Linked DNA regions of Mus musculus: all the other regions are linked to region 1. A link is a loop called in an ENCODE intact Hi-C map of the cell type or tissue named here. Cell type or tissue: left cerebral cortex. All regions are shown on one strand. Region 1 holds the start of Zfp729b (zinc finger protein 729b). Region 2 holds the start of Zfp748 (zinc finger protein 748). Region 3 holds the start of Zfp738 (zinc finger protein 738). Region 4 holds the start of Gm10037 (predicted gene 10037).

Region 1 (8,000 bases):
CACCCAAGTCATGGTTCTAACTAGGGAGTTCCGTTCTAGTTAACCATTTCATGAATAATGCAATACTCTAAAACCACAGCCCGATCTAGTTCCTAAACCATTGTAAATTCCTGTATATGGGAGCCACTTGGCTTTTATTGATAGTGTAATACCAGAGGCTATTCTAAATGTCACTGTCTAGCTCAAGGACATTCTAGGAATGTTGGAACACTGGCAGAAGCCTTTAGCTATGTCAGAATTCAATCTTAAAAGGCACTTATAATAAAGAGAGCACATGGATCCATCCACTAGACTAAGGCGGGAATGGAAAATTTAGAGAGCACGCCAAACTCCAGGAGCGAGTTTCCATGAAACTCTTTTGCCTCGAGAGTAGCTTTCAAGCCTCTCGGCTTATCAAGCTGACTCGACCAGAGCGCGTGGCAAAAGGGTCCCTGCCTAGTCCTGTTTCCTACCCCTTCTTATCCTGTTTTTGTTCTTAACCTTTGGCCCATGTATCCTTAATTGTAGAGTAGAAGTTAATATACTTAGACAACAATATCAGTAACTGTAACAAAAGTGAGATATCATTTCAGGATTGAAATGTACCTGGGAAAAGGGGGGTGGGAATGTAATATCCAAAATGAATTCAAGACCACCCAATACCTTCCCCCTTCGAAAAGAACTTTCCAAACTGTACTAGCAGGCAAAGTGCAGATCCAAATAAGGAAGCTGAGTAAACAAATGTAAAAACATAGTTTTAGCGGTCAAAATTATTAAGCCTGCAGCTACCAAAATAATATTAGCTGTTCTCAAAGAAATAGCCATAACAAGATTAGCAATTCTACTGTCTCCTCCCTTCTGACATGGGTTAAATGTTATCCATATGCTCTGCTGACACAGATAAGCACCTGCGCCCTTCAGAATTGCTGTTACCTTGATCTGCACGTACAATTTGCTGATGTTTATACTGTCCAATTGTGTGTAACTGCACCAATTTCCCCTATCCCCCGACTTTTTTCCTATATAAACACCTAACTTTTGAGCCTCAGGGTCGACTCCTCTGTTTCCTGCTAGAGATATATGTCAGCTGAAGCTCTGTCATTAAACTGCCTTGTGTGTTTGCATCAGGATGGTCTCTCGTGATTCCTTGGGTGCACACGAAATCTTGGGACTTGAGTGGGGGTCTCCTCACTGGGATCTTTCAAGAAAATGCCTTACACCTGGATCTCATGGAGGCATTTCCTCTACTGAAGCTCCTTTCTCTGTGATAACTCCAGCTTGTGTCAAGTTGACACAAAACTAGCCAGTGCACTAATCACCTGGAACAGAGATCTTCCAATATAGGTAAATCATATTTAATCTCATGCAGGTTTGCCAGGACCATTGCCATTAAGAAATGAGAAGAGAGATCAATGATTAGTAGCAAATGTATCAGAAACTTCAATATTTATAAAACTTAACCTGAAAAAATGTAGAAAAAAATTAATATGTGTTTTTGTTTGTTTGTTTGTGTGTATGTTTTGTAATCAAGCTCTATTTCGTGCCACAGAAAAAAACCTCTAGATAGAGGTAATCAAAGAAATGAAATTTGGCAGATGGATGTGTTTGGAAAAATTAAAGTATGTACATCAATTTTAAGGGAAAACAGCCTAATTTCCAAGAGTCTGGGTAGGTGATTTTTGGTTGTTCCATGGGTAATGGAAGTTTATCATTCTTTAAGGGGGATAGGTCAATGATTTTAGTCAGAGGAAACAAAGTAAAAGCGGTTAGATTCAGGGATCTCTTTCTTTTTCTTTCTTCTGTTCTTTCTCTTCTATCTTGTGCTAGGGCCAAAATGGTGGAGGGAGAATGAATATGAAAAGGGGGGTACATAAATAATGGGATGAAAGAGTAGATTGTTTAATCTGTTTACACTAGAGAGCATCAACAGGCCAAATAAATTACATTGGTATAGAATTAATATATTCATACAAATTTAAAGTTATTTACATTACAATACATTATATTATGTTTCAACCATGTTTTCTGTATCAGACATAAGCTGTTCACTTAAAAGTGTAACCTAAAGTTCCAGGCCTTGAAAGATACTGTTTCAAACTGTTTAGGATAATTATGAAATGCAAATTAGTCATTCAATCAAATCTGTAATTGTGTTAGATACTAATTTAGTTAATTATAAAAATAAGCTTTGTTGACCAGAGCCTCTTCCTTGCTGTATGCAGAAGACAGACCCCTTCTGCTGCCTGCAGATAAAAATATAGAACTCTCATTTCTGCCAGCATCATAGCTTACCGTGCTTTCTACCATGATGATATTGAACTAACTCTCTGAAAATGTAAGCCAGTTCCAATTAAATGTTTTCTTTCATAAAGGCTTATCCCTGACTAGCTTACAAGTAAACGAGGCTCAGACTTGAGGTTATTTCATCTGGCTTTGACAACTACTGGGGTTCAACCTCTAATTTACTCTTCTGCTTTCTTTGCTTCCTTCCCAGTGGTGTACTTCAGGTACTTAATGTTTCTCCCAGCATTTTACACCCCACCCCCAATCACAACTCGTCCTCCTCCTCTATTCTTCCACCTTTTCCTTCTCTCTCTTCACCCTGTACCAGGTAAGTCAAAAGCCACCTACCTCTAATCCCTCTAGGAATAAGCTGTAGCCAAATTGATTTAACTAATAGTTTTCAATCAAGGAACAAGATTTGCACAACAGAACCTTTTAAATGTGAGAGGTCCATGGTAAGCTTAGACCTTCAGATATAGAATTTAGTATTACAATACATAGCAACATACCAAACCTCAACACATACACATATTGGAAAACTAACTATGCTCAGAAATGTTAAGTCCTTCTGGTTGTTGGTAATGCCCTTCACTACAGCCATCAGGGGGATGACAGACCACTCATGACCTCATTCTAAACAGACATGCCAATCAAATGTCCAGGTGAATGTACTGTTTGTTGACTCTAGTTTTTCTAAATTAAGGAATCTGTTCTGATCCCTAGGCAAACACACTCCCTAGAGAAGAATATTTGGATAGGGATTTTGCACAGTCTCTGCTCTGAAACAGCTTGCTTTTAAATTATTATGCCTCAGGGAAGTATGAAGTCTTTTCTGTAATGCCATTTGTAGCTTTAACTCAAGCATGAACTACACAGGAATAAACCTTCTTACGAAAAGATGGGAATTCTCAATACTCCAAGTTTCCAGTCTAACTTCTTTAATACATCACCTCATTTTACAGTGATATGAGCATATTTCTGATACCTTTGTATTCCACGGGAAACTATCTCAGTGTTCTGCTTAGGAGAAGTGAGGGAAGTGCAAGGCAGCTACCAGTAATGTTCAAGTATTATCAAATGTGAATGATGACAGGATCAGTGGAGACAGGAAAATCAATAAGGAACATCAAACCAAACACAGAGGGAAATTGAAGAGCCAGTACACTCACCATTGTGATCCAAGGAGCTCTGCCCCTCCTCTTGGGAGAGATTCAGAGGAGGAAAGCAAGTGCTCAGAAAACACTTGGTGGTGACTCAGTTTGATTTCTAATTCTGTCTTAAGCACCTGGGATGGTTTCCATAGCGTCTTAAAGAGATAATGCCCACTCTTATATTAACTTCCTGCTTTCATATTTTAAGTAAACCATGAAAGCATGAATTTTCCACTCGGTAGTAACATTCCATAAGTAGTTCTGTACTTTAAAAAAACAAAACAAAACAAAAAATCGAAGCTTTAAAATCACAATGTTTTAACAGAGATAACAAGGAAATGCGATAAACATTACTATGAAAAGCTCAGCTCACAGGCTAACATCGCGTGCTGTGACCAAAGACTTTTTTTTTTTTTTTTTTTGGTTTTTTTTTTTTTTTTTTTTTTTGAGACAGGGTTTTTCTGTGTAGCTCTGGCTGTCCTGGAACTCACTTTGTAGACCAGGCTGGCCTCGAACTCAGAAATCCTCCTGCCTCTGCCTCCCGAGTGCTGGGATTAAAGGCGTGCGCCACCACTGCCCGGCAAACAAAGACTTTTTTAAACGCCCACTTTCCCTGTTGCTGCCACGTGCGGCAGCCTGGTTCTTTCCAACTTCAGCTGCCCACAGCTGGACTGCAAGGCAGGCAATGCACAAGACCTCTTGGGGGGGGGGGGGGGTTCCCTGTAAATCCTTCCAACTGACTTGTGGGAAATGTAGTCCCGGGTCCTGTGACATCATCAGAAAGGGCCGCCGGAATCGAACTTCCTTATTCTTCAAACTTCACTCCTCAAATGTGTGCAGTTGTCCTCCTCAGCGCTGCATCTGGATTTCTGACATGGAGGTTAGTGCAGGGAGCAGCGCCATCTTTCAGGTCTGAGGGGCTGTGCAGGGTGGCAGGTAGGGCACGGAGGGAGCTGGCTCGGGCTTGTTGTGAGGCAGGAAGCTGCTGACCTAGGCTGGGCCGCTGCGCCTGGGCACAGGTTTGAAGGGGAGAAGACTGAAAACAACAGGATGGCAAGGGCAGGCTGGGTCTGCTGACTGCCTGTTCCTGAGATGCTGACAAGAGCGCACTCATCATTACCTAGCTGACCCCTTCTCACGTGACTGTAGTCAGATTCTCAGGACATACAGAGCACTTGGACATGTAGCGCCCTCTGTATGTTATGTCCTAGAGTCTACTTCTGGTTTGAGCTCAAGCAGCTTCCTAAAGTTCCTAGTGTCCAAGGAGCAAGAATCCTGTGAGGGAGGGCAAACTGTCGTGTGGGATGTTAGTTCCTTTGGAACGAATTGTTCGACTCATGGATGCCCTGATTCAAATAAGATTTTCTGATAGACACCTTTGTGACCTGAATGCGACAATACATGGCTATAAAATCACAAAATAATCTTGTAGTTGGTATGAAGCACTGTTTGCAAAATCCAAATAAATAGGATTTTACACTAAAGATTAATAACTAGACAATAATACCTCAACAGTTCTGAGTATGTGTTGTGTCCAAAATTTGGGCTCCTTTTCAGATGTGAGAGACGACTTGGTGTGATGAGAGACCTCAGGGTGGGGTGGAAAGTCTGAAAGGGAAGGGGGAAATGGCTCTGCTCATCTGTCAGGCTCTGTGCATTGCTTTCTAATCTGCCAGACTCTGTGCATTGCTTTCTAATCTGCCAGGCTCTGTGCATTGCTCTCTAATCTACTAGGATCTGTACATTTCTCTAATCTGCCAGAGTCTGTACATTGCTGTCTCTTCACGTGCTTTTCATCTTTGTGTTCACGTTATCAGCAGTGTCTGAACTCTTTTAAATTTTCCTTTGTCCCTCAATGTGACATTCAGGTTTAGTGACACACCCTTCTTAATAGTTTTAGAAAGAATTCTCCAATTTTTTCAACTGTATCTGAAAAGCTGTAAGATATGGCTGGAGAGATGGCTCAGTGGTTAAGAGCACTGCCTGTTCTTCCAAAGGTCCTGAGTTTAATTCCCAGCAAGCACTTGTTGGCTCCTAACCATATATATTTGGATATGATGTTCTCTTCTGGTATGTCAGCAAAAGAATGCTGAAAGAAAGAAAGAAAGAAAGAAAGAAAGAAAGAAAGAAAGAAAGAAAGAAAGAAAGAAAGAAAGAAAGAAAGAAAGAAAGAAAGAAAGAAAGAAAGAAAGAAAGAAAGAAAGAAAGGAAGGAAGGAAGGAAGGAAGGAAGGAAGGAAGGAAGGAAGGAAGGAAGGAAGGAAGGAAGGAAATACTTGGGGTATTATGGTTTACACATAGTAGGTTTATGTTCATGCAAAAATGCACAGTTCTCCTCTTAAAGGGTTAAGAGAATAGTTTATTCCAGAGTTATTTGAGTAGCCATGATCTGAGAACATATATTTAGTTTAAACCAAATTCCATACTCCAACATGGAATCAGTTTCATGGTTGTACAGAACAAATAATGTCATTGACCAAGGAAAATTTAAAATTCATTGGTGTGAGTCTGATGGAGTCATGCACTATGAGACATTGGAGATATTTTCAATGTCTAAGATACCATCTGATGAGATTTTAGCTTTTGGGTTGATAGAAGCTCATGTTCTGCCTAGTCAGTGGATTCTGGGAGGTTTTTATCTATTGTCACAAGCTGTATGGCCCACTACAAAGTGAGGCAAGGATTGACTATCCATGAAGGTAAAACCAGCCCAAGGTAAGACAGCTAACCCTGAACCTGCAGAATTCTAGGCTCTGCCCCTCGGTGAACTTCCACGTGGGCCATCAGACTCTGCACCCACAGACTCCTTACAAGAGTTTTGCATTCACAGAATACACACAGGTATTTGTGTGTGGGGGGGTGGGGTTCAGGATTTCTCCTCCACAGCCCCTCCCCTATCTCAGGGGATCTTGCTTATATTATCACTCTTCAGTCAAACCAAGTGTTTGTGAGCCAGAGCTGGAGCCTGACTTACAGCATTCAAGTCTACTGTCAGGAAGCATGGGCTTCAGACCACCTTGTCCTAGCTACTGGAATTTTCAATGAGTTTGCAACCATATCTAGAATAAATAAACATTTCCTAGTTAATGATGCTAATCTGTAGGAAAAATATAACAGTATATGAAGTCAGGAATCACATGCTACCTTGTACACCAAAACACATTCCTTACAACATAGAGAGGGTACAGCAGGGTGCTCATATATAAACTTACAGACACCAAATAGTCATATATTTTGTATTAATCAGCCCCATGATAGAAAAGTGAGCTAAAGCCTATTGTGTCATTCATTTCTGTGTTTTGGGGAGGAGTCAGGAATCCTGGAGTTCAAAGTCATTCTCTCCTTCATAGCCAACTCAGGTGAGCCCAAGCTACTTGAGACCCCTTGTTTTTAAAAGACTTTTAAAGCATAGTGTATTGGGTGTAATAATTACTTCTGTTGCTCTTAGTTCTGAGCACCCGTGACCTGAAGGGAATCCATCCACTTGATATCTTCCTAATCCTAAAACCTTACCAATCTGGTAGTTCACTAGCATCCTTTTGTTAACGACTTATGTTGATGAAGATCAGGATCTTGCTTACATTTACTGTGCAAGCGGTTAGGGTGGGGGGCATTCTCTCTGCCTTGCTTGACTAGCAGGGAATGTTAGCCTTTCTTTGTACTCTGACTATTCTGTTATTTTCTGTCCTGACCCCATGGGCTGTCTGACTTTACCTGAAAATTTTCAGAACATCTGACTCTGCCAATGGAAAATGACAACCACATCTACCACTGTCTGTCACATGTGGTATCACTGCCATCCAGGCAGTAATCTGTCAAGGTGGGTTTCCTTCCTCTTCCTCAGGGAGGAGTCCAGTCTCCTATGCTTGCAGTCCTGCCCTTTTCCTCGAGGCTCTTTTCATTTCATCCTAATGTTACTGTGAGTGATGGTATGAATGAACGACTCACTGATTTTAACAGACTCAGGCAGCAACCTTGTCATGTTAGACAGGTCGTTCTGGGAAACTCTGAAGGGTCCTGCGTTGGGTGATGTCATTCAGTTTCTGGTCTGGGCTGTGTGCATGTCAAGTGGCCATGAAAAGAATGCAGAAACCTCATTTGTACTGATTTTGATGGTCATCAAAAGAAGAAAGGAATACACCCAAGAAGGACAGGTTGTTGTCATTTTCTGCCTTTAAAATATTTCTGTCAGTGAGTTCAAGGACACTTTTCTTTCTTGTCCATTCACTTGTGTATTTAGCTACTTTTCATCCCAATCACAGCCCCCGCCCCTCCAGTCTTCTCCCAGGACCCCCTCCCATTGCCCCTCTCCCCATGCACCACTTCCTTCCTCCCCGACCAACCCCTACTGGCACATGTAGTCACTGGAGGAGTAGACACATACCTTTCCAATGAAGCTAGATGAGGCAGCCCAGATCAAGACTCAGGGTCCACTGTCAGGAAACAGGGTCAGGGATAACCTCCACTTCAGGCTTTGGGAGATCCATATGAACGCCAAGCAGCCTTTATGCTACATATGTGTGGAGGTGAGCTGGTGGGTCTAGTCCATGTATGCTCTGTGATTGGTGGTTCCCTCTCTGGAAACCCA
Region 2 (8,000 bases), 58 kb after region 1:
GTGTTCATAAAACATCTGGAATAGATGGTAAGTAGTTTCTTAGCTTTTTAACCCCTTTTTCTCCACTAAATTCATTTCAATATTATGCTGATTTCCTAACTTTAAAAATGATCAGTAACAAGCAAGTAAACTGAGTTTAAAATGTATATAAAATGGAAGAAACATAGATTGGTAAGGCCGCTGTCCATAATTCCTCCCGTGCACTCACAGCAAACCTAAGTTGAAGATACAGAGAGAGTCTGGTCCCGTACCATCTACAGGGAGCCAACTCCTTCCTCTTCTCTGCAGTTCCACAGAAGAAGGTATCCATAGCCATTAGCAGCTCAGCATGCCTGCTTCAGAGAACCTTCTCTCTGCCCCGTTCTGCCTTCACAGTAAGATTGCATCTCTCTGAAAACTTTATAATATCTAGATTCATGGGGGCAATCACTAAACTGGCTAAACTTTGATGAATGAGCATCCGTATTTATATCTCTCCTGTTGTTTTTCCACAGGGGCAGGGGGCACAGAATTTTATTGTGCTCTATCATCCTTCCAGGCATTCCTTGCCATAATGTGCCCTACCTCCAAATTGTGAGATAAAATAAAACTTTTCTGTCCTTGAGGGTCTTGTGAGATACTTTCTGAGAGAAACAGAGAAAGTTATGATAGATAGCTATGATATTGCACAGTCTCAGAGAGGACAAGCAGGGATTGAATGAGTACAAGTTTTTCAGCTATGCAGTTTCAGATTTGCCTAGGCTATATGAAAACCTGTCTCAAATATAAAAATGGTTACAATTCTTGATAATTAAGGTACTGTACTGGCTGGTTTGGTGTGTCAATTTGACACAGGCTGGAGTTATCACAGAAAAAGAAACCTCCCTTGAGGGAATGCCTCCATGAGATCCAGCTGTAAGGCCTTTCTCAATTAGTGATCAAGGGCGGGAGAGCCCATTGTGGGTGATACCATGCCTGGGCTGGTAGTCTTGGGTTCTATAAGAAAGCAAGCTGAGCAAGCCAGGGGAAGCAAGCCAGTTCCATGGCCTCTGCATCAGCTCCTGCTTCCTGACCTGCTTGAGTTCCAGTCCTGACTTTCTTTGATGATGAACAGCAATGTGGAAGTGTAATCTTGGTGGTCATCTCGTGATACCGGCATCTCCAAAACACTGCTGTTTTCTGCTGCAACTAGGCTTCACCAATAGCCTCTCATAGGCTCTCTTTATGGTGCCAACCCTCAACTCCAACTTGCTTCATGGTCATGATGTTTTGAGCAGGAATACATACTCTGACTAAGACATACATCTGTTGAATTTTTAAATATTTTTCTATGGCAAAATTTCCAGTTCAAACTTACATAAAATGTGACTTACATCCTGGGTGGTATGTTTACTAATTCTATGTAAACATGAGAATATTGCAAAGTGAGACTGTCTGCTGCATGTATTCTGGATAAATGATTCTCTCAGAAAGTGGTCATTTGTGTGAAGGAGATGGGTGTTGTTTTTAGAAGTTATGTCCTTCTAAAATGAAAGCAAAAAGGACCAAATACCCTGTACCTGACTGTGTGCTTTCATCACTAAGGCCCAAATATTTGTAAACCCTGAGACTTCTTAATCACACTCTTCTCTCCAAATTGAATTCATATTTGCAGAGACTGTATTATTCATTCTTATCTATAGAAATATTGGCATTTGTGTCACCTAATAGTTATTTTTATTTTTTTCTATATGAGTACACCATAGCTGTCTTCAGACACACCAGAAGAGGGCACTGGATTGGGATCCACAGATAGTTGTAAGCTACCACGTGATTGCTGGAATTGACCTCAGGACCTCTGGAAGATCAGTCAGTGCTCTTAACCGCTGAGCCATCTCTCCAACCACCCTCCCCAACCAGTTATTAAAACTCCTTCTTAAACATTTCAGGGAAGAATAAAAAAGGACACAAGTAAGTTTCTTTCTTTCTTTCTTTCTTTCTTTCTTTCTTTCTTTCTTTTTTTTTTTTTTTTTTTTTTTTTTTTTTTTTTTTTTTTTGGTTTTTCGAGACAGGGTTTCTCTGTATAGCCCTGGCTGTCCTGGAACTCACTGTGTAGACCAGGCTGGCCTCCAACTCAGAAATCTGTCTGCCTTTGCCTCCCAAGTGCTGGGATAAAAGGCATGCGCCACCACTGCCCGGCAGGACACAAGTTTCTTATTAAAAAAAAAAAAAAAAAAAAAAGACTTTCCTTCTCAGCTGAGATTTAGCTTCCTTGTGAACCACTGTCCGTCACGAGTCCAGACTCTTCTTTCTAAAAAGGTTTGTTCTTTGGTCTTTGGCATGACCAGTACAGCACTAGATATTTACGAGGAGATAGGAGGTCCCAATGGTGCCAATCTATCTTTATTCATTCATTCATTATTTCTATGTTCCCAGTTAGATTCTCTGAGTTCTTTACAAGTGAATTCTAGAGAGCTGGGCTTTTAATTTTGTTCTATAATTTTAAATCATATCTGTGCACCTTGACCTGTGCACTACACTGTATGGATTCCAATGTTCACACTAAGACTTTTTTTCCAGCTGTGGCAAACTGGTTATTTTATTTAACTACAGGACGAGATTGTCTATTGTAGTGGTGTATTTATAACTAAAGCCTTCTTCATCCCAGGCAAGCAGGGACTTTACCCCTAAGATGCTCAGTAACCCTTTTTTGTAGTTTGTACCTTTTGCCCAGGTTATCCTTGGATTTGGCATCCTTCTGTCTTAAGCTCCTGAGCATCTGCGAAGACACGGAGTGACAAATAGGCTGATTGTAAAATCATCTTAACAGAAAGTGGTCATTTCCATACAATTTTTTGCTGATTTATTTTAAAGTTAAATTGAGTCAACGTGAATTTTACATATGGAATAAACCTCATAATAAGTAGACTTTGAGTTTTAAATCAGTACAGATTGACCAGAAATAATCAGCAAACATTAGAGTCAAAGGCTCGACTCACATTCAAACATCTCCGGTAGTGAACCCGGGATTTTAAAAGCAGCCCGACTCCCTATGGCTGTCCCAGTGCAAAAAATGCTCGCGTTCCCATCCATCCTCACCTGCAGAGGTGAAGAAACACAGGAAACACACACGTCACCAGCCTGTTTTCCTGGCGCCTCGTCGCACAGACTTGTGGGAAGTGTAGTCTTCCGTTGGATCGCTTCACAAGGAGCCATTGTGGAAACGGCACTTCCGCATTGCGACTGCACTAGTGCATTTTCTCTCAAAGTTGGGCGATTCTCTGGTCCTGCTCCGCGCTCGGCTTGCATCGCTGACATGGAGGTTGGTCCAGGGTGTCGCGTACCGCTGCAGGTCGGAGGGACCGAGGGCGGGTCCGGCCCGGAGGCGGCGGAGGAGGGGTGGCCCGGAGGCGGGAAGAACAGACTTGGTGGAGCCCTGCTGACCTAGGCTGGGCCACAGCGTCTGGAAGCCTGCTGGGGCCGGGGAGAGGGCATGCGGTTGGTGCTGGAAGTGAACGCTCTTGTGAGCTCAGAGTAGCTGCCTGGGTCTCTTATAGAGGCTGTATTGGTAAGAAAGGAATTGGGAATATGAAAATCCAGGATTGCTCGGACAGGCGGGTCTGCTCGTAACCTGTACCTGGAAGTGGTGGTGGTGGACTCATACATCTCAGATTGGCTATGGACCCACGCCTTCCCCGCGCTTGTCAGTTTTCTCAGGACACCTAGACCAAGTGGAGATCTGGCCCCTCCTGTACTTTATAGCCGGCCTAATACTTTTAGTTTGTATTGATAGAAGTTCATAGAGTTACTAGTTTCCAAGGACGGAGAGTTTTGCGAGAGAGATTGATGCATGGGATGTTAATCCCATTTTCATTGGAACAGAGATTTATGGACTGCCGTTTTAAATAGGAATACTTAATGATCACTGCTGTGACCTGAATCCTCAGACTAACACCCCCATGCAGAGCTAGAATGATCCCCTAAAGGAAAAGATTCTAGCTTTGCAAAACAAGAAATTACTGATCCTGCACTGTACTGGAGAAGAATAACTCATCCAATTCCATTGGGAATTATGATGCCATTAGTTTGTGGGAGATGAGTTGGCTAGAGGCTACAAGGGTGTCTAGGGATTGACTGTAAGGGGACAGAGGTGCTTGAGTTTCTCTGGGAAAGAGAAATAGTCCTGCCTACCTGACCGGATGCTTACAGTGCTCTCTGATCGATCCCATGGTTTTCTCCCGTCGTTGTCCACTGCATACTGTGTCTAAAACTGTCACTAGTTGTGGGATCTGTGTTCCACGAGTGCCCTTAAACAGTTCGTCCGGAACCGTTTCTCCCAAGTTTTTATACTGGGTCAAAAGAGTAAGAGATGACTTTAAGAGCTATGGTTCACTCGGGATCCTGTAGTTTTTTCACAGTGGGCTGCTCACATAGTCTTTTGTTTGTACAAGTGAAAATATGAGGGAAGGAATTACTCATTTTAGAAACTCACATATAGTGACGTTGTTGTATTACACATGTCGTCCTTACAAAGACTCTGATAGGAAAGTTTGCAGGATGGCGATGATGATGCTCACCATCCCCTGGTGATCTGTGTGACATCTGTTGGTTAACATGGAGAGAAGATACGGAAGGTATTTGTATAGATTTGGATGGGAGGAATAAAAAATGTGAAGCACGGATTTTTGTCATTTTTCTCCTTTTGGTTTATAAAGATTTCTGTTCTTGAGTCTGTCGGTAGTTGTTTTCAAATGCAAGTGATGTATTTTGAGTTGAAAAGTATGCGTCAGATTGTTTGGCAGACTTTTTCAAAGACACGCAGTTATTATCTTCTTTGAGGTGGCTTCATAAAAACAAATCAGTTGGATGAGAATCTGAGCCTCCACTGTTTACAGGATGGGCTGCGCTTAGTATTTCTTTAGGCACAAGTAGTAACATTGTACTGAATATTTAAGATCACTGTTAGATTTGTACAGATTTGAACAGATTAAAGCATGTGTTACTTACTTGGAATACATATTTAAAAAGCATATTAGTTTGCAAGTAAATAACACCTATGGTCTCCCATACCATGTTCAATGTTCCAAGTTGGCAAGATGTCAAGATGTGTTGGCTAAAACCAAGAATTAATGATGGCTGCATGTAAGGTACATGTGGGTGAAGAGCTGGGCCAGAGACCTATGAGTTGGCTACTTTATCATACTTTTGTTGAGGTTTTAAGGCAGCATGTTCTTTAATCCATAGGTAGTCTGTGTTCAAAATGGTGTCACTAGTAGCTAGAAGCTAATTGGAAATCCAGTCTTCTATTTGCAGCTAGCTTTTACTTCCCATAAGTTCCTGCTAATCAGGACTGTTTGGTTTCAATGAAGGAATATGTTTGAGGGGCACAGGCATGGTGTGCATGAGTTCTTGGACTTCTCCTTTCTCCATGCTGTTAGTCTAGGCTTGTGTCTAGGACCAGCCTCTATTCAAAAGACGGGAAGTTAAGTTTCATCACCTGGCGGTGCCATATCTCATAGGTAAAGAAAGTGGAAGATGTGTTTCTCATCTCTCACCTTGTGCTTTCAAGCTTTCATGCTTTCAGCAGAGTCTACTTTCTTAAGAGGTGACTGGGTCAGGTGACACAAGCCTTTAATCCCAGCACTTGGGTGGAAGAGGGGGGCCAACCTCATCCGCATGATGAGTTCTAAGACATCCAGAGCTACATTTTGAGACTTTGTCTTAAAAAAATGCAAAGGGGTGGGGGCTAGGTGGAGACTGGGTTTAGCCATCTTTCGTCATCCTGCTTGCGACTTAAGAGTCATCTGTTGCCATCCTCCTCATTGAGGTTTCCCTCTGCTGTTTTGATGGGAGGCTCTTTCCAATGCATAAGTTTCTCTCCATTGCAGTTCTCCCACAGGCTCCGGTTTCTGTCCTGTTGACTTCTCTGCTCTCCAGGTCTGTTAGAGGGCAGCTTTGTTTGTGTGTTCTTGCTTGTTCTTTTTCTTCTGTTGTATGTGACGTACATCCCTCAGCTTCCCCAGCTGTTATTTCTGCTGAGGTTAACTACTAAGGATTTTACAGAAGCACCTCCTGGGTTAGGGGTTCTCCTTACCTGCTCCTATCAGAATATTTGCTTACCTGGCTTGCTTAGCCTTCTTGAATTTCTTCAGTGTTGCCTAGACTGGCATTTGTTGGAAGTTTTAATTAGTTTCCATCACTATTTCACATAGTGTAAGTTTAAAAGCCACATTTCTTAAAATGTAATTTTTTCTTTTTTTTAATGTGGGTTTTGTTTTTTTGTTTTTTGTTTTCCTAAATAAGAGAGGTCTTCACATCTCACAGGCTAGCCTTAAACTCCCTGTGCAGATGAGCCTGGCCTTGAGCACCTGGTATTCCTGCCTGTACCATCCAAGAACTAAGATTATAAACACGTAAGGACATTCTGGTGTCCTTCTTTTCTTTTATTCTGTGTAGAGTGTTCCATAAATTCATTACACTCATGGCAGGTTTTTTGTCTCCCCCCCCCCCCAGTCCTTGCTTTTACTTTCTTCTTTATATTCTTTTTTTTTTTTTTTCCTTATTGAATCTGTTTTTGTGAAGGTAGGACCACATACCATGCTATGCCTATGTAGGAGCAGAATTTTGATGAAACACTGTGCCTTGGTGCCAGGGATCCACTTCATGTCATTACAGTGGGCTCCAAGTACCTTTACCTACTGAGTCTCCCCACAGGCCTTCAGTTGTGTGTGTGTGTGTGGTGTTTTGTTTTGTTTTGTTTTTTTGTTTTTTCAAGACAGGGTTTCTCTATATAGCCCTGGCTGTCCTGAAACTCACTTTGTAGACCAGGCTGGCCTTGAACTCAGAAATCTGCCTGCCTCTGCCTCCCAAGTGCTGGGTTTAAAGGCATGCACCACCACGCCCAGCTGCCTTAAGTGTTCTTACTGTCACTTTTTCATGCTCTTATAACCTCTGGCAGCTTTCTGTTTGAGGAGGCCTCCTTCCTTCTGCTGACTCTTTCTAGTGTTCACACCTTTGTTATTTCCATTCAGTAGGGCATTTTCAGCTCTGTCATTGTGCTTCTCATATTTTATTGCATGACTGATTTCTGATGTTCTTGTTTACATATGGCGTTATTATCTTAGCTCCTTATTTAGTTGTTTGAATCCTCCTTTAGATTTTTAACACAGGTTGGGTGTTCAGGGCATCTTTGAGATGTTTTGGTTTTCCTTTGTCTGATCCATGTTTCCTATTTGTATTCCTTACAGTGTTTATTGATATTTGGCCTTTGGGAATAACAGTGACCACCCATCATGAGCCTAGAATTTATAGAACCTTCAAATGTGTTGTAAGATATTAGATGCCTTTCTGTAGCGGGGAATTGTCAATCCACCCCCAGGGGATGATCACACTTTTTGTCACCTGCCCTACTCTCTGGATTTGAGAATAAAAGACACACATATACAGAGTTGTTTTTTTTTTTTTTTTTTTTTAATATGCCTTATTAGCTCAATGACTGGGCACTTCCAAATCTTTCCATGGCTAGCACACACTCCCCTCCGGTATTCCTTACTTAACATTTTTTAAAAATCTATATTTCATCTCTACTACCACAGACCTGATCTGGGGAGTGGCCTCTGGAGCCACTTTCCTGGATTCTTATATATCGGCGAACTCTTAATTTTAATCTCTCTGCTTCCTGGTCCTGGCATGGTACGTCCTACCTCCTCTCATAGCAGAATCCCTCTTCTCTCCTGCATTCTTGCCCAGGAATCCTAAAAGTCCTACCTCTTTCATCCTGCCCTGCCATTGGCCGTTGGCAACTTTATCCCCCAATCAGAGCCAACTGGGGCTTCCTTTAGCTTGCGTGTAGGGTGTTTTAAACAGGTTTTCTGGGTAGCATAATTAACATGCGTGTCTTTCTCTGGGGTGGCTGGAAGTGCCATCACCCACAGGGATTAACACCCTGGGAAAGGAGCTAGGAAATTGGAGGCTATCCTCCAAACTCTGACTTGCTGGCCCACCTATGAAAAGCAGAGTAACATGACTTTTCCTAAACCACT
Region 3 (8,000 bases), 73 kb before region 1:
CAAGATTAATTGGCAGGAATCGGCCCCCTTCCCCTGCTTTATAATTGCATGCGGAACAGTAAAATTGAGCTTTGATCAGAATAACTGTCTTAGCTGCATTTCTTTATCTCGCCACCTAGCCCCTCTTCTCTTCCAGGTTTCCAAAATGCCTTTCCAGGCTAGAACCCAGGTTGTGGTCTGCTGGCTGGACACAACATTTGGCGAACCAACGCGGGACTGAGAAACGGCAAAGGATTTTTGGAAGAGACACTGCTGGTTCGGAGCTCCATGAAATAATTAAAGGATAAAGGAAATTCATACCGGAGAAGGTATGGGCTAAGCTGAGACAGCGTTAAACCCGAGCGCTGGTTCACTTAGGTTCAGCAGTGAAGCTTAAGAGGAGCTGGGTAACAGGCGGTAGGCCGTGGCTCTCCGAAGCTACATTAGGCGTGAGAAAAGAAAGGGTTTATTAAAAGGAAATTAATAATCAGGCGGATTGCCGCAGTTAATAAAAACTGCATCATGAGGGAGGAAAATGTTCCAAAAAGCAGAGAGAAATTTCTCTCTGGGCCTTATAGCAGGAGTACTCTGTTCCCTTTTGTGTCTTGTCTAATGTCTGGTGCACCAATCTGTTCTCGTGTTCAATTCATGTATGTTCGTGTCCAGTCTGTATGAATGAATGTTCTATGTTTTATGTTGGATAATAAAGATGGTATAAAAAACTTTATCTGCAAAGCCGAGAGCTGCCACGTGTTTCAGCCAGGAATCAGACACGTGGCAGGAGGGCCCCTGCTGGAAAAACTGTTCGTTTTAGGAAATAAGGGCGAGTGCACAGCCTCTTAGTTTCGGAGTAAAAAAGCTGATAAATGGTTTCTGACTAATGTGTTTGAGAATGGTAAAGTGCCTTTTATTCTATGATTGTAGCTAGAAAAATTAATATTCTCTGATTGGTCTAAATGTAACTGCTTCATTTGGTTCTTTTTTATTGATAATGTGCTCTGCATGTTTTCACATCCAGCTCATAAGTTGTTGGTTAAGATTAATAATTGTTACATTGCTATAGATGGTTAGTGTTAAATTTGATAACTCAAGTTTAGAGTCCTTCCGACACGTGGCATAAAGCAGGCCAAGAGGCTGGGTTTCTAAAGATATTTCTAGTTTAGATAATAATTAATGTGGTTCCTATCCTAAATAGTAAAATTTAAGATAAGATCTAAAACAATGCCTCTTTATTAAAGCAGTAAAGCTTGCTTTAATAGGTATTCATAAGTATTAATTGGCATCCAAACTTCGTAATGGGATAGTAATGCTTCTAATATTGATTTTAAAGATGATAAATTGTTTTAAACTTGGGTTTTGCTTTCCCAAGGTTGTAGGTATTATCCTAACCTTGCACAAGAAACTTAAAAATTATGGTTAAAACTGCCAGAGTTCCACTGACTTCAGCCTGCAGTTTCATTGCAAATTTAAGATTTTCTACTCACCCATATATTGTTAATTAAGATTATTACAAGAGTAATCATCTTTTGAAAGCACTAATACAGCTCACTTCATACAAAACTGTGACAGAGTTATCTAGTTATGTTTGTCTTTGTGAATAGATTAGACAATCACTTTGGCTATAGTTGCTGCCTGGCAGGAAACTGCAGTACGGGCAATTTTTTCACAACACTAAAGTTGTGAAGAACATTTTAACTGTAAGTCATCTTAAGAAAGAGTATCAAACTTTAGAGGCGTAGACGGTTACATTGTTCCTCTAGAATTGGTCCTTATTACAGGAGGGCCAAGATGCTCAGATTAAAAAAAGTATTTTACCTTTGAGTCAATGCAGGGCTCTGGGCAGCCCCAGAGCGGCTTGTGGCCTTCTTGTGTTTTGCAAACAGTGCCTGAGAAAGTTTTTCCCTGTGTCCAAGAAAATTTCTTTTTAACAGTGTTGCAGATCTATTCAGATGTTTAAAATAATGCTTAAATTCAAAGAGTTTTGCTTCAGGTGAACTGTAATCACTAGAAAATTTTGCCTCTAGGTATGGCTAATGTAACTTTACCTTATGTAAGAAAAATTTTTATTGTTTCTGCTTCTATACTTGAAGCCAAGAGTTTTAATCTTTCAGTGTATATTGTTTCCTAAGTGGAAAGTATTTTATTAACTAATGCTTCTTAAAGGAAGTTTACCTTAAATCCTTGCTCTCACCCAAAGGATTCAGAGACAATCCTTTTATTACTTAGGGATTTCGCACAGTCTCTGCTCTGAAACAGCTTGCTTTTGAATTATTGTGCCTCAGGGAAGTATGAAATCTTTTCTGTAATGCCATTTGTAGCTTTAACTCAAGCATGAACTACACAGGAATAAACCTTCCCACGAAAAGATGGGAATTCTCAATACTCCAAGTTTCCAGTCTAACTTCTTTAATACATCGACCTCGTTTTACAGTGATATGAACATATTTCTGATACCTTTATATTCCAGGAGGAACGATCTCAGTGTTCTGCTTAGGAGAAGTGAGGGAAGTACAAGGCAGCTACCAGTAATGTTCAAGTATTATCAAATGTGAATGATGACAGGATCAGTGGAGACAGGAAAATCAATAAAGAACATCAAACCAAACACAGAGGGAAATTGAAGAGCCAGTACACACACCATTGTGATCCTAGGAGCTGTGCCCCTCCTCTTGGGAGAGATTCAGAGGAGGAAAGCAAGTGCTCAGAAAATACTTGGTGGTGACTCACTTTGATTTCTAATTCTGTCTTAAGTACCTGGGATGGTTTCGATAACATCTTAAAGAGATAATGCCCACTCTTACATTATCTTCCTTTTTCATATTTTAAGTAAACCATGAAAGCATTAATTTTCCACTCCGTAGTAAGATGCTAATAAGTAGAGATGTGCTTTTTAAAAAACCAAAAACAACAATAACAACAAAAAAGATCCGAGCTTTAAACTCACAATGTTTTAGAAGAGATAACAAGGAAATGCGATAAACATTACTGTGAAACTCAGCTCACAGGCTAACATCGCGTGCTGTGACCAAAGACTTTTTTTAAAGCCCAATTTCCCTGTGGCTGCCCACATGCTGCAGCCTGTTTTTTTCTAACTTCAGCTGCCCAGAGCTGGGCTGCAAGGCAGGCAATGCACAAGACCTCTTCTGTGGGTCCCTGTAAGTCCTTCCAACTGACTTGTGGGAAGTGTAGTCCCGTCCCTTGTGAGGTCATCAGAAAGGGCCCTCGGAATCGAGCTTCCTTAGTCTTTCTTCAAACTTCACTCCTCAAATGTATGCAGTTGTCCTCAGCACTACATCTGGATTTCTGACATGGAGGTTGGTGCAGGGAGCAGCGCCATCTTTCAGGTCTGAGGGGCTGTGCAGGGTGGCAGGTAGGGCACGGAGGGAGCTGGCTCGGGCTTATTGAGAGGCAAGAAGCTGCTGACCTGGAGATGCTGTGCTGACCTAGGCTGGGCCGCTGCGCCTGGGCACGGGTTTGAAGGGGAAAAGACTGAAAACAACAGGATGGCAAGGGCAGGCTGGGTCAGCTGCCTGCCTGTTCCTGAGATGCTGACAAGAGCGCACTCATCATTACCTAGCTGGCCCGTTCTCACGTGACTGTAGTCAGATTCTCAGGACATACAGAGCACTTGACATGTAGCACCCTCTATACGTTATGTCTTGGACACCACTCCTGGTTTGTGCTCAAACAGCTTCCTAAAGTTCCTAGTGTCCAAGGAGCAAGAATCCTGTGAGGGAGGGCAAACTGTTGTGTGGGATGTTAGTTCCTGTTCCTTTGGAACGAATTGTTAGACTCACGGATGCCCTGATTCAAATAAGATTTTCTAATAGACACCTTTGTGACCTGAATGCGACAATACATGGATATAAAACCACAAAATAATCTTGTAGTTGGTATGAACCAGTGTTTGCACAATCCAAATAAATAGGATTTTACACTAAAGATTAAAAATCACTAGACAATAATACCTCAACAATTCTGAGTATGTGTTGTGTCCAAAATTTTGACTCCTTTTCAGATGTGAGAGACTTGACTTGGTGTGATGAGAAATGGCAGGGGGGGCTAGAAAGTCTGAAAGGGAAGGGGGAAATGGCTCTGCTCATCTTCCAGGCTCTGTACATTGCACTCTAATCTGCAAGGATCTGTACATTGCTCTCTAATCTGCCAGAGTCTGTACATTGTTGTCTCTTCACTTGCTTTTCTTCTTTGTGTTCATGTTATCAGCATTGTCTGAACTCTCTTAAATTTTCCTTTATCCCTTAATGTGACATTCATGTTTACTGACACACCCTTCTTAATAGTTTTAGAAAAAATTCTCCCAAGTTTTTCAACTGTATTTGAAAAGCTGTAAGATAGAACTGGAGAGATGGCTCAGTGGTTAAGATATCTGGCTGTTCTTCCAAAGGTCCTGAGTTTAATTCCCAGCAACCACTTGGTGGCTCCCGACTATCTATAATTGGATCTGATGTTCTCTTCTGGTGTGTCAGCAAAAGAATGCTCAAAGAAAGAAAAGAAAGAAAGAAAGAAAGAAAGAAAGAAAGAAAGAAAGAAAGAAAGAAAGAAAGAAAAATACTTTCGGTCTTATGGTTTACACATAGTATGTTTATGATCATTCAAAAATGCACAGTTCTCCTCTTGAAAGGTTAAGAGAATAGTTTAGTACAGAGCAATTTGAGTAGCCATGATCTGAGGACATAGATTTAGTTTAAACCAAATTCCATACTCTAACATGGAATCAGTTTCATGATTGTACACTCAGGAAGAGTGAGAATCAAGCATCCTCCATTGGGCCCTCCTTTTTATTTAGTGTGTCTGGGTCTGTTGATTGTATCATGGATATCTTCGTAGCTAATATCCACTTATAAGTGAGTATATATTATGCATATCCTTTTGGTTCTGGGCTAAGTCACTCAGGAAGATGAAGTGCAAGTTTCTAGTTTCTTTAAATTCAGTTGTGTCACGTAATGTTTTGCTGGAAGCTGTCTCGTCAGAGGGCATGTGATGTTTTGCTGAGAGCAGATGCTTGAGAACGTGGGTGATATTTAGAAAGAAGATAAATAGCACCCCACAGACAATGAGAGGATGCTTCTGCATTGATAGGACCTGCAAAGCTCTGCTGGTCTTCACTACATAGAGAGAAATGCACCAAAGAACTTCTGTGGGATTTTGGCTGCTTCTACTGATTCATATGAATTCAGTGGTTCCTTGTGCTTTCTGTTGGATCTTGCTATGTGTCCTGATTCATGCTTGATGTTTTGTAATTGGACTGGACTGCTGTCTTAGTCGGGGTTTGTATTCCTGCACAAACATCATGACCAAGAAGCAAGTTGGGGAGGAAGAGGTTTATTTGGCTTACACTTCCATAGTGCTGTTCATCACCAAGGAAGTCAGGACTGAAACTTAAGCAGGTCAGGGAGCAGGAGCTGATGCAGAGACCATGGGAGGATGTTCCTTACTGGCTTACTTCCCCTGGCTTGCTCAGCCTGCTCTCTTATAAAACCAAGATTACCAGCCCAGAGATGGTCCCACCCACAAGGGGCCTTTCCCCCTTGATCACTAATTGAGAAAATGCCTTACAGTTGGATCTCATGGAGGCATTTCCTCAACTGAAGCTCCTTTTTCTGTGATAACTCCAGCTGTGTCAAGTTGACACAAAACTAGCCAGTACAATTGACCCCTTGTCAACTTGACACACAAACACATCACTAGTAAACCTCAACCCTTAGTTTCTTATTCATCCCCAAGTTTAAAACATTAAAAGTCAATCGCTTTAAAATGTCCAATATCTTTTATAAGCCAAAGTCTTTTTACAATTAAAATTCTCTTAACTGTGGGCTCCACTAAAATAGTTTCTTCCTTCAAGACTGAAAATAACAGGGCACAGTCACAATCAAAAGCAAAAATCAATCTCCAACCATCCAATGTCTGGGATCCAACTCACGATCTTCTGGGATCCTCCAAGGGTTTGGGTCACTTCTCCAGCTATGCCCGTTGTAGCACACGCGTTGTCCTCTAGGCTCCAGATGCCTGTACTCCACTGCTGCTGTTCTTGGTGGTCATCTCATGGTACTGGCATCTCCAAAACACTGCATGACCTCTTCAATGGTGGGCCGACAATTGCAACTGTGGCTGCACCTTCACCAATGGACTTCCATGGCCTCTCACAGTGCCGAGCCTCAGCTGCTCTGCGTGACCCCTTCATGCCTTTAAAACCAGTACCACATGGGTGACCCTTACACGTTACCAAGTCCTGCTGCAGCAGGAGTACAACCTTGGCTATCTCTGGAACACAGCCTCTTTGTGCTTTGAGAAAACACTTCCCAGATGATGTTTCCTCAATGATGCTGGTCTCTTCTTAATCACCACTAATTTCTTAGCTCCAGCTAACCAGCATCAGTAGTCCCAGTAATGCAAAGTTTTTGCTTTGGTAGTTCTGGTATCTTGTTAATCACAGCTGATTCTTCAACCCCAACTAACCAGAAGTACAGAATATCCACAATCAAAATAGCAATGGCCCTGAACAGGGTCTTTAATTTTCCCTCTGAAATTTCACAAGCCAGGCCTCCATCTTCTGCACAGTTCTCAACATTATCTTCCAAGCTCCTACACAACATCTGACAGCTCTTAACAATGAATGGATCTTCAAGCCCAAATTTCCAAAGTCCTTCCACAGTTGTTCCCAAAACACGGTTAGGTTGTCACAGGAATACCCCACTATGCTGGTACCAATTTGACTTTGTCAGGGTTTCTATTCCTGTACAAAACATCATGACCAAGAAGCAATTTGGGGAGGAAGGGGTTTATTCGGCTTACACTTCCATACTGCTGTTCATCACCAAGGACGTCAGGACTGGAACTCAAGCAGGTCAGGAAGCAGGAGCTGATGCAGAGGCCATAGAGGGTTGTTCCTTACTGGCTTGCTTCCCCTGGCTTGCTCAGCCTGCTCTCTTATAGAACCAAGATTACCAGCCTAGAGATGGTCCCCCATAAGGGGCTTGATCACTAATTGAGAAAATGCCTTACAGTTGGATCTCATGGAGGCATTTCCTCAATTGAAGCTCCTTTTTCTGTGATGACTCCAGCTGTGTTAAGTTGACACATAACTATCTCGAGTACAATTGCTGATATCCTGACAACAAATATTGGAACTACCCCAAGGAACTACTTCTAAATAGGGCCATAACCCCTGTTTTCTATTTATCTTTTTTGTCCCCAACCACTGGTATGTGGGCTAGAAAGAAGGTTGAAACATTTGAGAACTCTACTTAAAGTAAGTTTTGAAAAAAGTCTACGTTTTCTAGTTCCATCAATTTGCCTGTAATCTTCATGATATCCTTGTTTTTAATAGCTGAGTAATAGTCTGCTGTGTAAATGAATAACAATTTCTTTATCCATTGTCCCTTAGGGATATCTGTGTTGTTTCCAGTTTCTGGCTGATATGAATAAAGCTGCTACAAATATAGTTGAGCAAGTGTCCTTGTGGTATGGTAGGACATCTTTTGGGTATATGCCCAAGAGTGATCTCTCTGAGACTTGAGGAAGAGCTATCCCCATTATTCTGAGAAACCTCCACATTGATTTCCATAGTGATTATATAACTTAGCATTCCCACCAGCAAGCAAGGAGTGTTTCCATTGCCCTACCTATATCCTTGCCTGCATGTGCTGTGGGTGTAAGGTAGAATCTCAGAGTCACTTTGATTTGCATTTCCCTGATGACCAAAGAAACTTGTTAAAGTGTTTCCCTCTGTTGAGAATTCTCTGCTTAGCTCTGTACCCATTTTTTAACTGGGTTATTGGGTTTGCTGCTGTCCAACTTCTTGAGTTTTTTAATATAATTGCATATCAGCCCACTGTGAGATTTTGGGTTGCTGAAAATCTTCCCATTCTGGAGGCTGTCAATATGACAGTGTCCTTTGCTTTACAGAAGGTTTCCAGTTGCATGAGATCCCACTCATTAATTGTTTATTTTAGTGCCTTAGTTATTAGTGTTCTGTTCAGTAAGTTGTTCCTATACCAATG
Region 4 (8,000 bases), 220 kb before region 1:
TCTTAACATTAGCTGTCCTAAGAAATAAATAGAAGTGTTTCAAAAATAACCTAAACTGATATTGGCTGCTAAATTATGCACTGAAAGGAAACTGTCCAGAAGTTAGATCCTGAAAAACAAACCCTAATAAAGGAAAGCGCAGGTGACTTGTCAACAGACCCTGACCTCCCTAAACTGCACACTCTACACCACACCCTAGAAGGTGCAGGCAGACCAAGTGACCTCCAACACTGTGTATCAAAACAGCAACAGTGCCAGAGTGGATGACTCGAATGCAGCTCAGTAAATAGAATTGTGATTAAGCTCATTTAGAACCATTATAATCTAAAACACATTATTGCTACATCCACTCCAGTAGTGACAATCACAACAGGCCCTGAAAACCTGGACGCTGCGCGGGGCGAAAATGTCACGGAAACAGTCTCCTGGAACCATGGCATCCTGTAAAAACGAATGCTCCAATATCCTTGCTTTAGTTGGTAAATGGATCTGTGTGCTTTTCCTTAATATTGTTTTATTATAAGAATTTCTAAAGATTGAACTTTTGACATATAGCTGTTAGATTCTAGGCAGTCCTTGAGCTGACCCTGGGCATGGATAGCTAAGTCACTGCCCTATACAGGAATTTACCATTATTTAGGAAGAAGGAAGTTTGTGATCTCAGGAGGAACCAGAGTAGATACTTAGAACTATAGATAGCTGAGTTACACCCCTAAGGGGAAGGTTGACTTTACAATAGACTAGAATAGGAACTATGGCAAGGGCACGAAGCCCTTGCCCCTGACTACTAAGACTAAGTGGTTTAGAGCACTTGCTCTCGTTGCAAAGGACCCGGGTTTAATTCTTAGCACCCACATAGAGGCTCAAGACCTCCTCAAGGACCAGCACATGTGATGGACAGATACCACGAAGGCAAAACTCTCATACACATAAAATCATAAAATCTAAAATATTAAAAAAATAAGCCACCACACCCATCTTCCCCCTGTTAGCCCAGGGATAAAGCTGACTATGGGATGGGAATATTTGATAATCATTGAAGGTGAGGCTGACTTAGATGACCCTTCTGGAGGAGGACAAAGATTGCTGTTATTTGTGTAGTTAGTACTTTTTATTCTTAGTGAAATAGCAAAAAGGTATCCAGTGTGATAATCCCTGATCGGAATAGAATGGCACTGTTGTTCTCCCAGAGTTGTAGAGACAACGGCAGTAAACTTTTCTGCCTTCACTGGGGTGAATATGGAATAACTTTCCAACATTACAGCATCATCACGAAATTGCTCCGGAGTATACCGAAATTGCAGACAAAAAAAAAAAAAGCTGTCATTGAAATATCATTTGTAAAAGGTTTTACAACCATATAATTGTGCAAATGTGTACCATTCTACCACCGGGTAGCTGTCCTGGAACTCAATTTGTAGACCAGGCTGGCCTCGAACTCAGAAATCTGCCTGTCTCTGCTTCCCAAGTGCTGGAATTAAAGGTGTGCGCCACCACCGCCCAGCCATGTATTTCAAGACTAGTCAAGAACAGCAATAAGCGGTTGATCCCTATGCCAAGAAATGAAATATAAAAAGGAAGACACTGGGAGCAAGTTTGTAAACCTGTTAATTCCCATTTGTAGTAATTAAAATGTGATTCATCATGAGAGATATTGATGGTTTTATTCCCTATCATAGGTACAGAATGATTGTCTAATAAAAAAATATAGGAGTGTCTATGAAAGCAGACTCTTCAAAAGAGTAAATGTTCTAGTTTCCTGTATATCAGGAATCAGAATTTTCAAGAACATGTGAGTAACTCCCACTGAAAGTTGTAAATCAGAGAATGAAATACTGTTCTCAAGCCATGGAAATAATGATCTCATTAAGATATGCTTCACTGGGACTGGAGAGATAACTCAGCATGTAAGAGCACTGACTGCTCTTCCAGAGGTCCTGAGTTCAATTCCCAGCAACCACATGGTGTCTCACAATCATCTGTAATGGGGATCTGATACCCTCTTCTGGTCTGTCTGAAAACAGCTACAGTGTACTTGTATAAATAAAAAAAATCTTAAAAAAGAAAAGAAAAGAAAAGAAAGAAAAGAAAAGAAAAGAAATTGATATACTTCAAGTTCCAAATCCACACTGCTAGGCGTCTCAGCTAAATAGATATGGATAATGGAACCTGATGTGGCCACCTCCTGTAGCCAGGCAGGATCCTCCAGTGGAGTGATAAGAACACTAACCCAACCACAAAAGTTTTGATCCAAAATTTGTTCTGTCTACAAAAAATGTAGGATCAGAGACTGAGGGAATGGTCAACCAATGACTGGCACAACTTGAGACACAACCCACGGGCAAGAACCAATCCCTGACACTATTAGTGATATTCTGGTTATGTTTGAAGACAGGAGCCTTGCATAACTATCCTGTTAGAGGCTCCAGCCACCAACTGACTCAAACAGATGCAAAGACCCAAGTAAAACATTGGATGGAGAGATCTAAGATTATCTTGACAACTACATCATGTTTCAAAGTATATGGGGAAGCCGACCATTGCACCTCCACGTTGTTCCGACCTCCTCTTTCCTACCAACCTGGGAACACTGTTTTTACCTCTTGTCTCTTCACACCAGTAGACTGTTGTCTTTGCTCCAGAAATGTCACCAGCTGTGGCTTAGAGTCAGCAAGCTCTGTTCGTAGGAAAAGGAAATGAGATTGTATAAGAGTTGGTCTACAGGGAATTGATATGACCCTTAAAGTAGTGTTTACAAGTAAAGAAAATTATTTCCTTAAAATGATTTCTGACAAGAGTACCAGAATACATATAGGGACATACAATATCCAGATTCTAAGTTTTATTTAAAGGGAGAAATATTAAAACTGAATTGTTAAGCATTTTAATTAATAAGTGTACTCCAAGCCTCATGCCCTTGAATTTCTAATAGGAGAAGATACTTCTAACACAGAAAGGTTAAACATACAAAGAGAAAAACAGTGAAGTGGTTCTTAGCTGTACAACAACCTAATTTTTTTAAGGATATGAAATGCTCCTATAAGACATTTTACAAGGTGAGGAAGCTGCATGTTGATGGTGAGATACAAATGCTCTACAGATGCAGTGCTCACCCAGGAACACAAGGTGGCTGTAATTCTCCAGCATCACATCCCTGTACAGATGCCACTGAGCAGGCTCCAGGCATTCCCACTCCTCTGCAGAGAAATCAATGGCCACATCCCTAAATGATAGCATTTCCTGAAATGAAGACCAATGAATGATATCACAGTTTAAATTAATTAAAACCACTAAAATCATTTAAATACCATGATGAACTCTGCTGGATAGTTCTCCCGTCAAGTTGACACTATTATTTGAGAAGAGAAGAATATTTGAAAAAAATGTCTCCAGGAGATTGTCCTGTAGCCAAGCCTATGGCATTTTCCTAATTAGTATTGATAACAAGATATCTACAATATGGGTGGGATCCCACCGGGGAGGTGTTTCTGTATGGTATAGGAAAGCAGGCTGAGCAAGCCATGGAATACCAGCCAATAAGCAGCGTTCCTGTGTGGTTCCTGCGCTGGTTCCTGACTTGAATTCCCTCAGTGATGATCTGTTACCTGAAGATGTCAGCTGAAATGAACCCTTTCTTCTCCAAATTGCCTTTCCTCATGATCTTTATCACAGTGGTAGAAACCTTTACACGGGCATCATGTGCCTGTGGACACAAATCTAGATTCTGTAAGGATGAAAGAGAGCTAGACCTGTTTCTCACATCACTGAGTAATATTCTTCAGACACATCAAAGGTACTCATATGACCTCACAATGGACCCATCTTCAAAGGAAAACAAGGTAAAAGATGCTATAAAACCATGTGGGCTCTATACATTGAAGACAGGTGAAATGTAAAATAAATACATCCACAGAAGCATCCATTTAATGCCATATGCTTATTATAAACCACACAAATAAACAGTTCTCACAACAGAAAGTCCTGGTGAGGGAGAAGGTTCTTGTCAACACTAAATATACACAGCCATGAATGTGAAATTATATGAAAATACAGACTTTAATGAGGTGGCTCTGGCTGTCATCTGGGTTTCTGCATTTGTCCAGAATTCAGCAGCGACACAAAGCACAGTGACAAGGGACAGGAGATGGAGGAGGCAAGGGGTAGAACATTAAAGGAAGAACTCACAGACTAATATCATTCAAGGTTCTGAACATACGGGGAAACCAGCATGCAAAGGACTAATCATACTGAGAATTTAACATAGAACAGAATTCACTGTTCCTTGTCATGTTCCATTTCTGTGTTTTCTCTAATGGGTACTGGTTGATGTTTGTGACATTTCTGAAGTGTGTTTTACACATTTGACAGCATGTATCAGTGTGCTGTAGTTGAGCAGCATGTTTGCTATGCTGTCTAATTATTTCAAAATTTTTTAATTTCTATATTCATGTCTTATTGAATAATGCCCCAGATTGGCCAACGAGAATAGTCATATTATTTTTTTATTTATACATGAAAATATCAGCAGTTTATGTATTAGTGGGGTCCTTTAAAATAATTGTATAGATAAGCTTTGATCATTTTTCTAAGTATTGTTGTGCTCAACTCAAACAGTATGTTATCGGATTCTAAGATGTAGCCCACATGATCCTTATACACATCCAGCATTCAGGGCAACAAGACTGCAAGCTTCTCTCTCTCCCACTGTTCCAGAGCGTCCATTACTCAGGAAGGCCCAGAACCTTGGCTTCCTGACATCAGTAGTCCATGGTAAAAAATATTTGGCCTCCTTCTTCTATAAGTTACAACTCTGTATTTTTAGTTTAAAAATAGCTCAACAATTTCAGTGTGAGATGAGAACATGCTGACACTCTGAGTGTCATGGTGAATAGCTTCAATCCCAAGATGAGGGAGGCAGAGGCAGGAAGATCCCTGTGAGTTCTAGTTCAGCCTGGTCTACAAAGTAAGTTCCATGAGAACCAAGAGAAATTCTGTCTAAAACACAAACACAAAAACAAAAAACAAAAACAAAAAGCAAAACAAAACAACAGGCTGAAATAACCATTGTGGGCCAAGGACACATCCTGTGTTTGGGGATCACTAACATCTCTAGGGCACGAGAGCAGCACGCAGTGTCCAAAGGAAACCATCACCTAGGGCACAATCCTCATCGTCCCGACATGCAACGTCACCTGTCCCAGCCGGTACAGCAAGGCAGGTCCAAGCAGCAGCTTCTGCCCTCCCACCCAGTTCAGTTTCGCTCCCTCTGAGACAGAACCGGGAACAGAGACCCAGGCTATGTTGTTTTCTGAACCAACCTCCACATCACAGACGACAGGAATGTAACGGCCACACAGGACTCTCGCAAAACTTTGGGGAAGACCCCTCTGTTAAGCAAAAACCTAGTGGGGGGTTTACCGGTTAGCTCCCTGTGACGTCACAGTATCCAGACTACATTTCCCAGAAGTCCGTGCGAAGGGATTTCTGTAACCCACCGAAGGTGATTTCTCTGGTTCCAGAATTTGTCCCTGGCAACCCAAGAGAGAGAATAGAAGGAAAGAAGCAGTCTGCAGCACATTCTTGGGGAGTCGGGCTGGTTTTCCCCCCTCCGGATCCACAACAGGAGATAACGTGAATGTGAGTCGAGTCTGTGACAGAAATCTTAGGAGTACAAGTCATTTCTGGGCCATATGTTGTAATTTTAATCTTACTTTAAAAAAGAATCACGCTGACCCTGTTGTGTTTTTAAATAAGGAAGCAATACACTAATGTGGGAAAGAAAATCATCTTAAGATTCATTAATATTTTTTAACTCCCAGCGGCTCTTGATGCCTCTTTGGTTCTCACGCTCACTGAGAATGTCTTGTTGGAGATGGCAGCAAAATTCTCATAAACTTACAAAATATTTGTCCACTCCCATTCCTAGTAGGCTTTCAACTCTGGCACATTTGACATTGTTTTGAATCTCATTATTCATCACGGTCATATCCCATGGTTGAAAATATTGCCAGTATTTTTTCTTTTGGTTTTTCGAGACAGGGTTTCTCTGTATAGCCCTGGCTGTCCTGGAACTCACTTTGTAGACCAGGCTGGCCTCGAACTCAGAAATCCGCCTGCCTCTACCACCCCCACCCCCACCCTCACCCCCCACCCCCCAGTGCTGGGATTAAAGACATGCGCCACCACACATTTTCTCTCCTCACTCACTCATGAGATCCTTGGGTGTTTGCTAAGTGTGCTGTTACCTTAAAGGAACCCCATGCAAGGTGAGTAGATTGGACTTAGTGCTGCTTTTTAGTGCTCACATCCTGAGGTAAGGGAGGCAGGACTTGTCCACCTGTGGTGACTGCAGGAGCCTCCTGAGCAATAGCTGCAGCCTTGGCAGGAGTGGGGCTTCTGGTCTGCACTTCTTTATCTTTCTGAGACCTCAGCCATCAGGAAAGCTAACCAGCCATGGAGGCCAGGAACCAACCTCACTAGGTCCAGGGGTTTGGAGCCATGATTTCTGTGCCAGAGGGTGCCTTACCTGTTTGTTTCTCAAGTTAAGAGAAGCTTTACTGGTTCCTAATGCCTGTTGTCTCTGCTAGAACTCAAAGCCTGCTTCCTCTGAGATAGCACTCCCTCTGTCTCTGAGATTCCTTTGCCTTATGCCTGTGGTCTGCTTTTGTTTCTGCCCCAACGTGCCTAGATTTGGGAGGTGACCTATCCCCCACAGATATCGTAACTACTGGCTATGAATGAAACTATACCCCTGCATTCTCAATTGTTAAGCTCTGCTGGCAGCATCTAGCATTGGCTGGATATAAGGTACTGTCCTTACTATCACCCACAAAACCTGCCTTGTACATGTAAATATTTGTCACTTCCTGCGCAAAAGGAGTATTCTCTGAGATTGTCATGTTAATGAGCAAGTTGCCCCAGGGAGGTCCTGGAGTTTTCATTGACTTTATCCAGAAAGTAACTTTAACTTATGGACAGGGCAGTCCTGCTGCTAATTGGGGCAGAGGGATGGAAGCAGAATGGAGCAGGGCAAGGAGGCCAGGTAGAGCCATAAAAATGAGGGACTGCCCCATGCAACAGCCTTACACTATATGGATGTCTCTGTGTCTTTATTATTGAACCCCGTGTGGGGTGCCCAGAAGCCTCCACAACACACACACACACACACACACACACACACACACACACACACACACACACACACACACACACACACGAGAAGCACTATCACTATCACTACAGGATACTGACACCTGCTGGGCATGGAGGTGCACGCCTTTAATCTCAGCACTCGGGAGGCAGAGGCAGAGGCAGGATTTCTGAGTTCGAGGCCAGCCTGGTCTACAAAGTGAGTTCCAGGACAGCCAGGGCTATACAGAGAAACCCTGTCTCAAAATAAATAAATAAAAATAAAGAAAGAAAAGGATACTCACACCTAATAATAATTTGGAATATATAACACAGTAACCTAAAGGATTCTAAATGTTCTAAATGTTGTTACCATAAAAATCATAATTGTTTGAGGAGCTAGATTTGCTATTCTTACTATTATATAATTGACAAGTCTATTGAAACCACATTCTACAGCATATATGTTGGAGATTGGGCCTCAGATAGTAGGGGAAGGTTTAGGGGTATCCAGCCTTTGAGGTAGCCAAGTCATTTTAAAAATAAGGTAATGTGTGTGTCTTTTCATTCTCGAATCCAAAAACAGCTCCTGGGCAGGTGGACATGTGTGGTCCCCCCTGAAACCCAAAGCGGTGTAACGAAAACTCACCACTACAAATATACAGCTAGTTACTCTGGGTCAATTAGGAATAAGCACTTAAAATGAAGAATCCCGTGAATGCCTAAATAAAACTACCCAAGTATTAAGAAATTGAAAGTACATGTCAGGAATTCCAATTTTTGATAAGATGAAGTTGAGTGGGGAGAGGAAATGAGAGCCATTACACTGGTTCTAAAGGACAATGGCTGTGTCACACATGTAGATAGAGAGT

Evidence for each region. Peaks named below come from ENCODE experiments on the same cell type or tissue, not always from the same donor. Only the 100,000 strongest peaks of a DNase experiment are listed, where the experiment ranks them.
Region 2: it touches region 1 in a loop (8-fold over the local background); 3 of 42 quality-filtered maps call a loop at or near these places.
Region 3: it touches region 1 in a loop (7-fold over the local background); 8 of 42 quality-filtered maps call a loop at or near these places.
Region 4: a loop joins it to region 1, with 1.9 times the contacts of the local background. A loop is called at or near these places in 8 of 42 quality-filtered maps.

The regions. Positions count from the first base shown.
Region 1 is chr13:67,605,866-67,613,865 of GRCm38, reverse strand. Zfp729b (zinc finger protein 729b) reads left to right here and starts at 4,159. Exons shown (of 4, transcript NM_001163246.2): 1 at 4,159-4,293. The coding sequence starts at 4,288. It also overlaps a transcript of Zfp729a not described here. In left cerebral cortex, a CTCF peak has its summit at 4,600; DNase peaks (open chromatin) are centred at 3,492, 4,183 and 4,546; H3K4me3 peaks cover 1,428 bases; H3K27ac peaks cover 364 bases.
Region 2 is chr13:67,548,311-67,556,310 of GRCm38, reverse strand. Zfp748 (zinc finger protein 748) reads left to right here and starts at 3,159. Exons shown (of 4, transcript NM_001035231.3): 1 at 3,159-3,280. The coding sequence starts at 3,275. It overlaps 9430065F17Rik (RIKEN cDNA 9430065F17 gene), which reads right to left and starts at 3,109. Exons shown (of 5, transcript NR_131100.1): 1 at 3,058-3,109; 2 at 2,682-2,737. In left cerebral cortex, a CTCF peak has its summit at 3,297; DNase peaks (open chromatin) are centred at 2,709 and 3,132; H3K4me3 peaks cover 1,753 bases; H3K27ac peaks cover 1,101 bases.
Region 3 is chr13:67,678,726-67,686,725 of GRCm38, reverse strand. It overlaps Zfp738 (zinc finger protein 738), which reads left to right and starts at 3,214. Exons shown (of 4, transcript NM_001001187.3): 1 at 3,214-3,323. The coding sequence starts at 3,288. In left cerebral cortex, no CTCF peak of the experiment used is centred here; DNase peaks (open chromatin) are centred at 2,630 and 3,158; H3K4me3 peaks cover 1,464 bases; H3K27ac peaks cover 816 bases.
Region 4 is chr13:67,828,472-67,836,471 of GRCm38, reverse strand. It overlaps Gm10037 (predicted gene 10037), which reads right to left and starts at 5,366. Exons shown (of 4, transcript NM_001309374.1): 1 at 5,319-5,366; 2 at 3,114-3,240; 3 at 2,601-2,677. The coding sequence starts at 3,237. It overlaps 4930525G20Rik (RIKEN cDNA 4930525G20 gene), which reads left to right and starts at 5,487. Exons shown (of 3, transcript NR_045194.1): 1 at 5,487-5,637. In left cerebral cortex, a CTCF peak has its summit at 3,177; a DNase peak (open chromatin) is centred at 5,472; H3K4me3 peaks cover 1,162 bases; H3K27ac peaks cover 922 bases.